Linked DNA regions of Homo sapiens: region 2 is linked to region 1. A link is an interaction called in ENCODE POLR2A ChIA-PET data of the cell type or tissue named here. Cell type or tissue: PC-9. All regions are shown on one strand. Each heading gives the region's core, and the rest is flanking DNA. Links, peaks and the distances in the headings are about the cores only.

Evidence for each region. ChIA-PET counts read pairs that join two places held together with the same protein. Peaks named below come from ENCODE experiments on the same cell type or tissue, not always from the same donor. Only the 100,000 strongest peaks of a DNase experiment are listed, where the experiment ranks them.
Region 2: POLR2A ChIA-PET joins it to region 1 with 9 read pairs; 3 of 35 experiments call an interaction of 5 or more read pairs at or near these places.

The regions. Positions count from the first base shown.
Region 1 is chr11:69,904,338-69,908,721 of GRCh38, reverse strand. No RefSeq gene overlaps it. Among named protein-coding and RNA genes, the nearest start is that of FGF3, 87 kb to the right of the region's middle. RefSeq lists an enhancer at 2,647-3,148. In PC-9, for the core only: no CTCF peak of the experiment used is centred there; a DNase peak (open chromatin) is centred at 1,991; H3K27ac peaks cover 2,378 bases.
Region 2 is chr11:69,960,648-69,965,031 of GRCh38, reverse strand. No RefSeq gene overlaps it. Among named protein-coding and RNA genes, the nearest start is that of LINC02753, 100 kb to the left of the region's middle. RefSeq lists an enhancer at 1-267. In PC-9, for the core only: no CTCF peak of the experiment used is centred there; a DNase peak (open chromatin) is centred at 2,611.

The DNA.
Region 1 (4,384 bases), core at 132-4,131:
CATCCAAGGGTTCTAGGGGAGGGACATTCCTGCCTCTTCCAGCTCCTGGGGCTACAGACGTTTCTTGGCCGTGGCTGAGATGCTCCAGCCTCTGCCTTCTCCTGTGCCCTGTCTCTGTGTCTCTTCTCCTGTTCGCCTATAAGGACACACATCATTGCATTTAGGGCCACCCTAATCCAGACGAATCTCAGCTAGGGATCCTCACCTTCATTACATCTGCAAGATCCTGATTCCAAACAAAGCCAGCTTCTGAGGTTCCAGGGGTTAAGAGGTGGATGTATCTTTTGGGGGATGTAGTTGAACCCACTATACCTCCCATACAAAATTCATGATAAAAATATTGTTACATGATAATGTCAGTTCCGGCTACATTGGTGTTTGTGTGTTTTATGAATTTTTTAAAAAACAACATTTTTTAATACTTCTCATGTTTTGGTGTCCGCCTCTGGGCTTACTGAGCGGCCCTGCAGATCACAGAGTGGGGATGAAGGTGAAACAAGAAAAGGTCTGTATGAGACACACCCCAGTGCCCCACATACGGTATGTGCTCAGCAGTGTTTTAAAGGAAAACCACCTCCCAGGAGCTCCTTGTCAGGGACAGGAGCCCTGAGGGGCATGAATGCTGGGCCCAACCTAAAGTTGAAGCTCTGTGGCCGCTCCCTGCCTCAGTTTCCCCACCCTGAAAGTGTGGTAAGAGTACCTTCTTGGTAGAAAGGATTCTGAGTCTAGGACATGTGAAATGCATAGAATGGTGCCTGGTCCCCCATGCAGGCTCGACGCTGTGTCCCCTCTGGGTTGCAGCCCCAGCATGGACGTCCATCCGCCAACCTGCTCTGGCCTCCATGGAGGCCCAGTGTGCAGCCGCTGGGCCCCACCTCCTTCTTTGCTGCCTCTAGTCTCTGAGCTCCAACTGTGGCCCGAGTGGCTGCAGGGGCCTCCTGCCTGCTTCCTCTGCTTCTGGCCCGCCCCTTCAGTCTACTCTACCCAGCGGTGAATTCATCTCTCAAGCAAGATGCTAGGCACGGCGTGGTGGCTCACACCTGTAATCCCAGCAGTTTGGGAGGCCGAGGTGGGTGAATCATCTGAGCTCAGGAGTTTGAAACCAACCTGGGCAACATGGCAAAAACCCGTCTTTACAAAAAGTGCAAAAAAATTAGCTGGGCATGGTGGTGTGCACCTGTGGTCTCAGCCACTCAGGAGGCTGAGGTGGGAGGAAGGCTTAGCCTGGGAGGTGGAGGTTGCAGTGAGCTGGGATTCCTCCACTGCACTCCAACTTGGGTGACAGAATGTTGTCACCTGTGTGAAAAAAAAAAAAAGCAAGATGCCTAGCCCATAAACCCATCCTGTTTTTCTTGGGCTCAGAATCCCCCAGGCTCCATCCCACTGGCTTCACAGCCAAAGACATACCATGACCAGTTACCTGCCCCTTCCACCTCCTCTCTGGACCTGGTACTGATCCCTCACCTTCTGTCCCTCTGGCCTCCTTGCCATTCTCTGCACACACCAGCTCCTGTCCCAGGGCCTTAGCTCATGCCGTGATTGTGTCTGGACCCCAGAATCTCCACATCTCACTCTCCCATCTCTTTTGGGTCTTGACTCAGTTGTCGCCTGCCTTGGAGAGGCCTTTCCTAGCCACACGATTGAAAATTGAGTTTCCACCTCCACCCCAGACGTGCCTGTCTCCATTCCCTACTGAACCTTCCTGCTTTGTGTCATCACCATACATTTTACTTATGTGTTAGGTTGGTGCGAAAATAATTGCAGTTTCTGCCATTAAAAGTAATGGCTGTTAAAAGTTTTTGCCATTAAAATGAATGGCAAAACAGTTTTGTCATTAAAAGTAATATCTTGTTTGTTGTCTGTTTAGATCTCTATTGTGTCCCCAGCACACATGCCTGGCACATAGTAGATGCTCAGCAAATATTTGTTGAATGAATGAATCTAATGGTTGCAGCCTGTTTCAAGGACTCTCCCCGCTTGGAAGATGAGAAAGCTGTGACTCAGAGAGGTGCAGTGACCTGCCTGTGGTCACAGGGCAGTAAGTGACAGGACAGGACAGGAGCCAGGCTCTTGGCCTTCAGCTCTGCTCCTTCTGGGAGGTCCTGAGGCCACAAATCCAGAAACTGACCCAGGCTCCCATTATAATCTGATTCTCAAAAGCAGACAGAGCAAACAGACCCCCGGGGGCCCTAGGGAGGAGGTGGAGGTCTTGGCAGCTCACAGGGGCCTGGAGTTAGAAACCGCTCTCCAGACCCCAGGGCTTAACCAGGCACCTGCCGGTTGCCTCACCCTACAAACATCCTGGGGGGAGGGGGAGGGGGAGGGACCAGGCTCCTAAGACCTTCTATGAACTGTGACACATGGGTTGGCCCATGCTGGCTGGCCATGGGACCCTCGACGCTGCCCCCTCCCCTCCTGTGGTTCCCCATGGCCATCCTGCCAGGCGAGGTGGCTGCAAACTTTCTGCTCATGTTACAGGTGAGGAAACTGAGGCTCAGAGGACAGTGGAGGCACAGTGTGAAGATCTGATTCCAGCCTCCCAGCTTCCAGTGCAGGACTTGGCCCACCCTCTCAGGCAGGACCTTAGAGACTGGGCTGGTGAGATCAAAGTGTGTCCGGTGTGGGGCAGATCAAATGGGCAAACAAAAGAAGGTGTGGGGGCCACCTGGGGTTTCCCTCCTGAAGGCTCCTCTTCTGATCACTTCTGGCAAAAGCCCCTTGAGACCACCACAGCCTCCACTCAGGCACCCACCCATGCAAGATACCCACAGCAGCTGCAGAGCCAGGGCTGGCATGGGACCAGCGCTTTAGGAGGAAGGAACCCTGTGCCCCCATGGCCAGGCACCTTCAGAGATCGCTCAGTGCTTCCCTAGAAGGAGCAAACTGCACTCATAAAAGCATAAACCAGTGACTGGCAATGAGAAGCTGTGGGAGATAAGGCGGCCCTGCAGGCCCAGATAAGCCCGCCGTAGCAGCCAGCCCCATTTCTACACGCGTGCTCCAGAACCAGGCCTGGGGTGGAGCAGAGGCCAGCTAGGCTTGCAAAAGATAAGAGGACAGACCCGAGGGCTTTCTGTGCCCACCACTCCCCTAGGGAACAGGGTTGTGGGACGCACAGCAGAAGGTGGTGGGATGGGGGCTGGATGGGGGAGGAGGACCCTTGAACACTGGTGACATTTGCAGTGCTTTCTCCAGGTGGAGGACTCAGCCCAGTGGGCTTTGTATGTATTTTTATTTGTTTTTTCTTGGTAGCCAGTGAAGAAATCACCTCAAACAGACTATGTGCATCTGGCTCACAGCTGAGTGAGTGGCTGGTCTCTGTTGTTCTGTGAGTCTGGTCTCTGCTGGCCTCACTCTGGGGCAGGCACCCTCTCCCCGTCACCCGGTAGGAAGCCTCTGGCTGCTCTAGGCCAGCATCTCCCACCTTTGAGTCCTGCAGAAGGAGAGCAAGTTGCCCCCACGTTTCTGCAAAAGCTCAGGGAGAGAGAGTTCCACACCTCAGGGTCAGGAATGCAGCCTGACCCAGGCCTGCCCAGAGGACACTGTGGGGATGGGGGAGGCCACACCATCCACTGGGACCTGGGGACACTGTGGAAATGGGGAGGCCACACCGTCCACCGGGATCTGGGGACACTGTGGAAATGGGGAGGCCACATCATCCACCAGGAACTGGGGACACTGTGGGGATGGGGGAGGCCACGCTGTCCACTGGGACCTGGGGACACTGTGGAAATGGGGAGGCCACACCATCCACCGGGACCTGGGGACACTGTGGAAATGGGGAGGCCACACCGTCCACCGGGACCTGGGGACACTGTGGAAATGGGGAGGCCACACTATCCACTGGGACTTGGGGACACTGGAAATGGGGAGGCCACACCATCCAGCAGGAAGTGGGGACACTGTGGGGATGGGGGAGGCCACACTGTCCACTGGGACCTGGGGACACTGTGGGAATTGGGGAGATCACACCGTCCACTGGAACCTGGGGACACTGTGTGGATGGGGGGGCCCATACTGCCCACCAGCACCTGGGGAGGGACAGTGGTCTCCATGAAAAATTGGGACGAGGTTGTGGGCAGCACCCTTGGATGCTGAGAGCAGACTCCAGCCAAAGCTACAAAGGTGAGAGATCCCCATGGAAGCCAGAGGCTGTGGGAGCAGCTTGGTGTGGGGAGCGGGGCTGATGTTGCTGCTCCACTGGGACCCCAAGCCCTGGGTTCTAGAGGGTTCTAGAGGGTGCTGGGTCAGTTCTTGCCAGGCAGCATGGGGCAAGGGTCGTGGCTCTGCCTGGTGTGGGTTATCACCCACCATGTCCCGTGTGCGCTTTGTGGTTTGACCATACATCCTGGGAGGAAGCTTCTCAAATCAATATGCCTAGGAA
Region 2 (4,384 bases), core at 259-4,258, 56 kb before region 1:
CATGCTGCTCACCTGGTGGGGAAGCTGTGCACATCTGGTGGGGCCGTGAGAGAGGAGGTGGGAGACCCCTCCAGGGGCTGGGGGCAGCTCTCAGCTGGAAGGGTGACTGCCAGGGGGTAGCAGGCAGAACAGCTGAGGACACATTTGCTGCTGGCCTCCCCAGAGGTCCACTCTGGGCTCAAGAATTTTATTCTGCTTGGCTACCTCAGCCACTGCGGATCCATCCTACATGACCTCAGAGATTCGAGGAAGGTAAATTAGAAGCTGTCATTGGCAAAAGATGCAATAATACATTTCACTCATTCCCTCATTCGTCCATTCTCCTTTTCAGAGAAAACCTCTGCTGAGCACCCACGGGTTCTGGAAAGGGTGTCCGGGTATGGAGAGAAGGGATCAAAGTAGACGCAGTTCCCAACCTCATGCAGTGCCTGAGGAAGTGCCCGGGGTCTCACCGGACAGGTAAAAATCCTATTTTGAAGGTAAGATTGATGCTGTTCCATTTTGTAAATCTATGCCCTCACCGCGGCTCTGTAAATGTGGTCTATGCAGACAGTACAGAGTTTTGCTGGAGCTGCTAGAAATCCCCTTAGAATTTTCTTAGCTGGAGGTTAGGCTAGGCCCCATCCAGGGTGCAAATGCCAGCAAGTTGAAGCTTTGTTTAGCATTTAAAGCCTCCTAATGGGTTTTAAACATTTACACTTGTCTTATTATTAATACCAATTACTAAAACTCCACCCTGCCAACTGTGTCTCTCATTTTATAAATACTGTCGGGACAGAAATGTTGCCCAAGGCTATTAGCTGCAGCAGCAACAGGTCTTATTTGCAAAAGAAAGTTTGCAATAAATTCTCAGGGGAGAAAAAGGCACCTCACAAATGGAGCTCTGAAATTTGCCCTTTAAGAAATGCCTCTGTTTTCACTCAAGCCCTGAAATAAATTTTCAGGGGCTCTCCCCACCTTTAAATCATGAATGTGGAAGTTCAAAGCCAGGTGCTGCCACTCAAGGGAACCGACGGCCTGGGGCTGAGACTGGGTCACCTCTCGGGTTTTAGTGTGTATTTAAAAAGTGACACATGGTTGTTTCTGTAAAGAAATTATAACTGGCCTTGGACAGAGTTATTGGATGTTGGGAATGGAGCCCCAGTGAGAACTGCATTTCTTCCCAGTGCCTTCCAAGCTGCCCTGTCCAGGGTCTGCTATAAACAGTGAAATGTAATATTGCCTTATTTGGTCACAGAGCCAACCTATCGCTTGCAGAGGCCTCTTTGCCTTTGACTTTGTGAGAAACGATTAATTCTGTGTCCTTGTTGGCCAGGCAGTGGGAGTGTGCGTGCTGCCCAGGCTTCAGGCCCCCCATTTGGATGGAGTTCCAAGGGTCTGATGGGCTTTTAGTGCATTTTTCATGCACGCAGCGGGGGGTGCTGCCTGCACTGGGGAAGCAAAGGACCCAGATCCCAGGACCTGGAGGATTTTGCAGAACCAGATCAGGTGTCAGAAGAGCCTTGTGGGGTTTTTTTTTTTTTTTTTTTTTGGTGCAATGTATAGGTAACTTACACAGATTTTTCCCTCCCCCTCCCCCCTTCCCCCTCCCCCCTTCCCCCTCCTCCTCCTCCTTCTCCTTCTTCTTATTCTTCCTCCTCCTCCTTCTTCTTCCTCTTCCTCCTCCTCCTTCTTCTTCCTCATCGTCTTCTTCCTCCTCTTCCTCTTCCTCTTCTTCTTTTGAGACAGGGTCTTGCTCTTTCCCAGCCTGGAGTGCAGTGGGGCCATCATAGCTCCCTGCAGCCTCAATCTGCTGAGCTCAAGGGGTCTTCCCACCTCAGCCTCCCCAGTAGCTGGGACTACAGGAGTGCGCCATGACACTTGGCTAATTTTTAAAATTCTTTATAGAGATGCGGTCTCACTATGCCACCCAGGCTGGTCTGGATCTCCTAGGGTCAAGCGATCCACCTGCCTTGGTCTTCCAAAGTGCTGGGATTACAGGCGTGAGCCACCATGGCTGGCCAGTTTACACAGATTTTATAAAGCCAAGCTGAGTGTCTCAGAGCAGAGCAGGGCTCAGGGATGGAAGGTGTCCCTGGGGTTTTGTGGTGTTTAGGGAATGCACAACCCGGGCAGGGCAAGCGAGAGTAAGACCATCAGGCTCAGGGCTTGCCACTTACCATGCACCCTGGACAGAGCTCATTACGTAGAGGAGGGGATGATGGGTTTCCATTGGAGGGGCTGTTGTGCTGAGCCCCTGGGGCTTGAACTTGGGCCCTGTTGGGAACCAAGCAGAGGACTCTCCTTCCCCACCAGGAGTAGCTATCTGCTGAGGAGGCTGCCCAGAGAGGGCCCCGTGCAAGTTCCCTGTGGGGCCAGCTGCCTGATCCCCTTGGTGCAGGCATAGGACAGTCCCTTGTGCCTCTCTGGAAAAGCGGTCTTCCCTGGTGGCCATCTCTTGAGGGGTGGTCTATTGCTGGGGGCCCTTCTCCTCAGGTCGGAGCCATCATGGGGGTCTCTGTAGGCTCAGTTGCTGTTCCCATCCCTGGGTGTTTCCTCTAAGGGACAATCTGGGATGGACTGAACCACTGCCCCAGGGGCGGGGGACAGTGTGATTCACGGAAGGGAAGAGGAAGTACAAAGGGGCCATGACTCATTGGGTGGCCTGGATGCGGGAGGACATCACAAAGCAATGGGCGGGGTGGAGCTGGGGTCTGCATCCGCCAGCCCTGGGCTCAGCCTTCAGTCTGGCCATGTCCCCGAGTGGGGGCCACGTCCCCCGGTGGGGGCCACAGGCAAGTCAGCTCTTCCTTAGCCTCTGTTTCCTCATCTGTAAAGTAGGCTTGCTGGGACCTGCCTGGGAGGGCTGCAGTGAGAAATTCCTAAGATGAATCGGTATTGCAGAGAGGCCAGTAGTGCGAAATTGATGGTGGGATTAATTAATACATTAAATGACAAAAGGCCACCTAAATTTTCCAGAATTCCCTATTATTTCACTTACAGTTCATTTTAATGGCACAGGAGAGTGCAGCTTCCAGGAAGTATCCTAAAGAAAGGGGCATTCTCTTCCCCTTTCCTCTCCCAGTGCCTTCTGGCTGAGGCAGGGCTGTGATGGCCGGAGCCACAGCAGCCATTTGGGATCATGAAGCCATGAAGTGGCTTTGAGCATGGAGACTTCGCAACGCAGAGCGGCAAAACGTGAGAAGCCTGTGTCTGAAACCGGGCGCACCCATCCTCATTCGTGCATCCTAGGATTTTTTTTTTTTTTTTCGAGACAGAGTCTTGCTCTGTCGCCCAAGCTGGAGTGCAGTGGTGCGATCTTGGCTCACTGCAACCTCTGCCTCCTGGGTTCAAGTGATTCTCCTGTTCAGCCTACGGAGTAGCTGGGATTAGAGGTGTGTGCCACCACACCTGGCTGATTTTTGTATTTTTAGTATAGATGGGGTTTCACCACATTGGCCAGGCTGATCTCGAACTCCTGATCTCAGGTGATCCACCTGCCTCAGCCTCCCAATGTGCTGGGATTACAGGCGTAAGCCACCGGGCCAGGCCTACCCTGGGATTTTTACATGGAAAATGAACAAGTTTCCTTTGCCTAGGACAGTGCATAAAAGTACTTTGGGAACTATGAGGAGCTCTGCAAAAGTGAGGTAAGGACCCCAGATCCAATTTCCAGGGTAAAGGACAAGTGAGTTTACCCTCTGCTGCTGGTTTTTCACCTTCACAGTGGGTCCAGCTTGAACTATTATTCAGCTTCCCGTCTTTGGCCCCTCCCAGCAGTGATGCCTTTGAACCCACTGTCACCATTTGGCATCCTCACTCTGTCCTCTCTGGACACCCAGCCCTCCCCATGACCCCCTGCACTGTGCTCCCTGCCCCAGGCCAATTGTCCTCCCCTGTTTTCAGCATTCAGAGTGGGACTCTTACATAATCCTGGGATCTGAGGGGGACTTCAGAGAGCATTGGTTGCAGCTCTCCCCAGCATGGGCTGTGCCACGTGACATCTCCCAGCCTCTACTGAAATGCTTTCAGGGACGTGGCGCTCACCACCTCCCTCACAGCTTGATCATCTTCGGCCAGCTCCCCATACTGTGAAACATTTCCCACAGCTGAGCACCAACTGTATGCCTTGGGGCATCCTCCTCCACCCTGTGTCTGCCCCTTGGCATCCAGGAGATCCAGTCTCCTCATTATTTCATTCTGGTAAAGCTTCCCAGAGCACCTGAGCTCTGCAGTGCTATACTAGGCAGTGGGGGGACAGGAACAGGCAAGGGCCTTGCTTCGAGGAGCTCACTTTCTAGTGAGGACCACTACAGTGTGAATAATTATGAAAGCAATGAGCTAATTAATTGTAACGACCACAAGCACCACAAAGACGCCCACAGAGCTGCGGGTGTGTGAAATG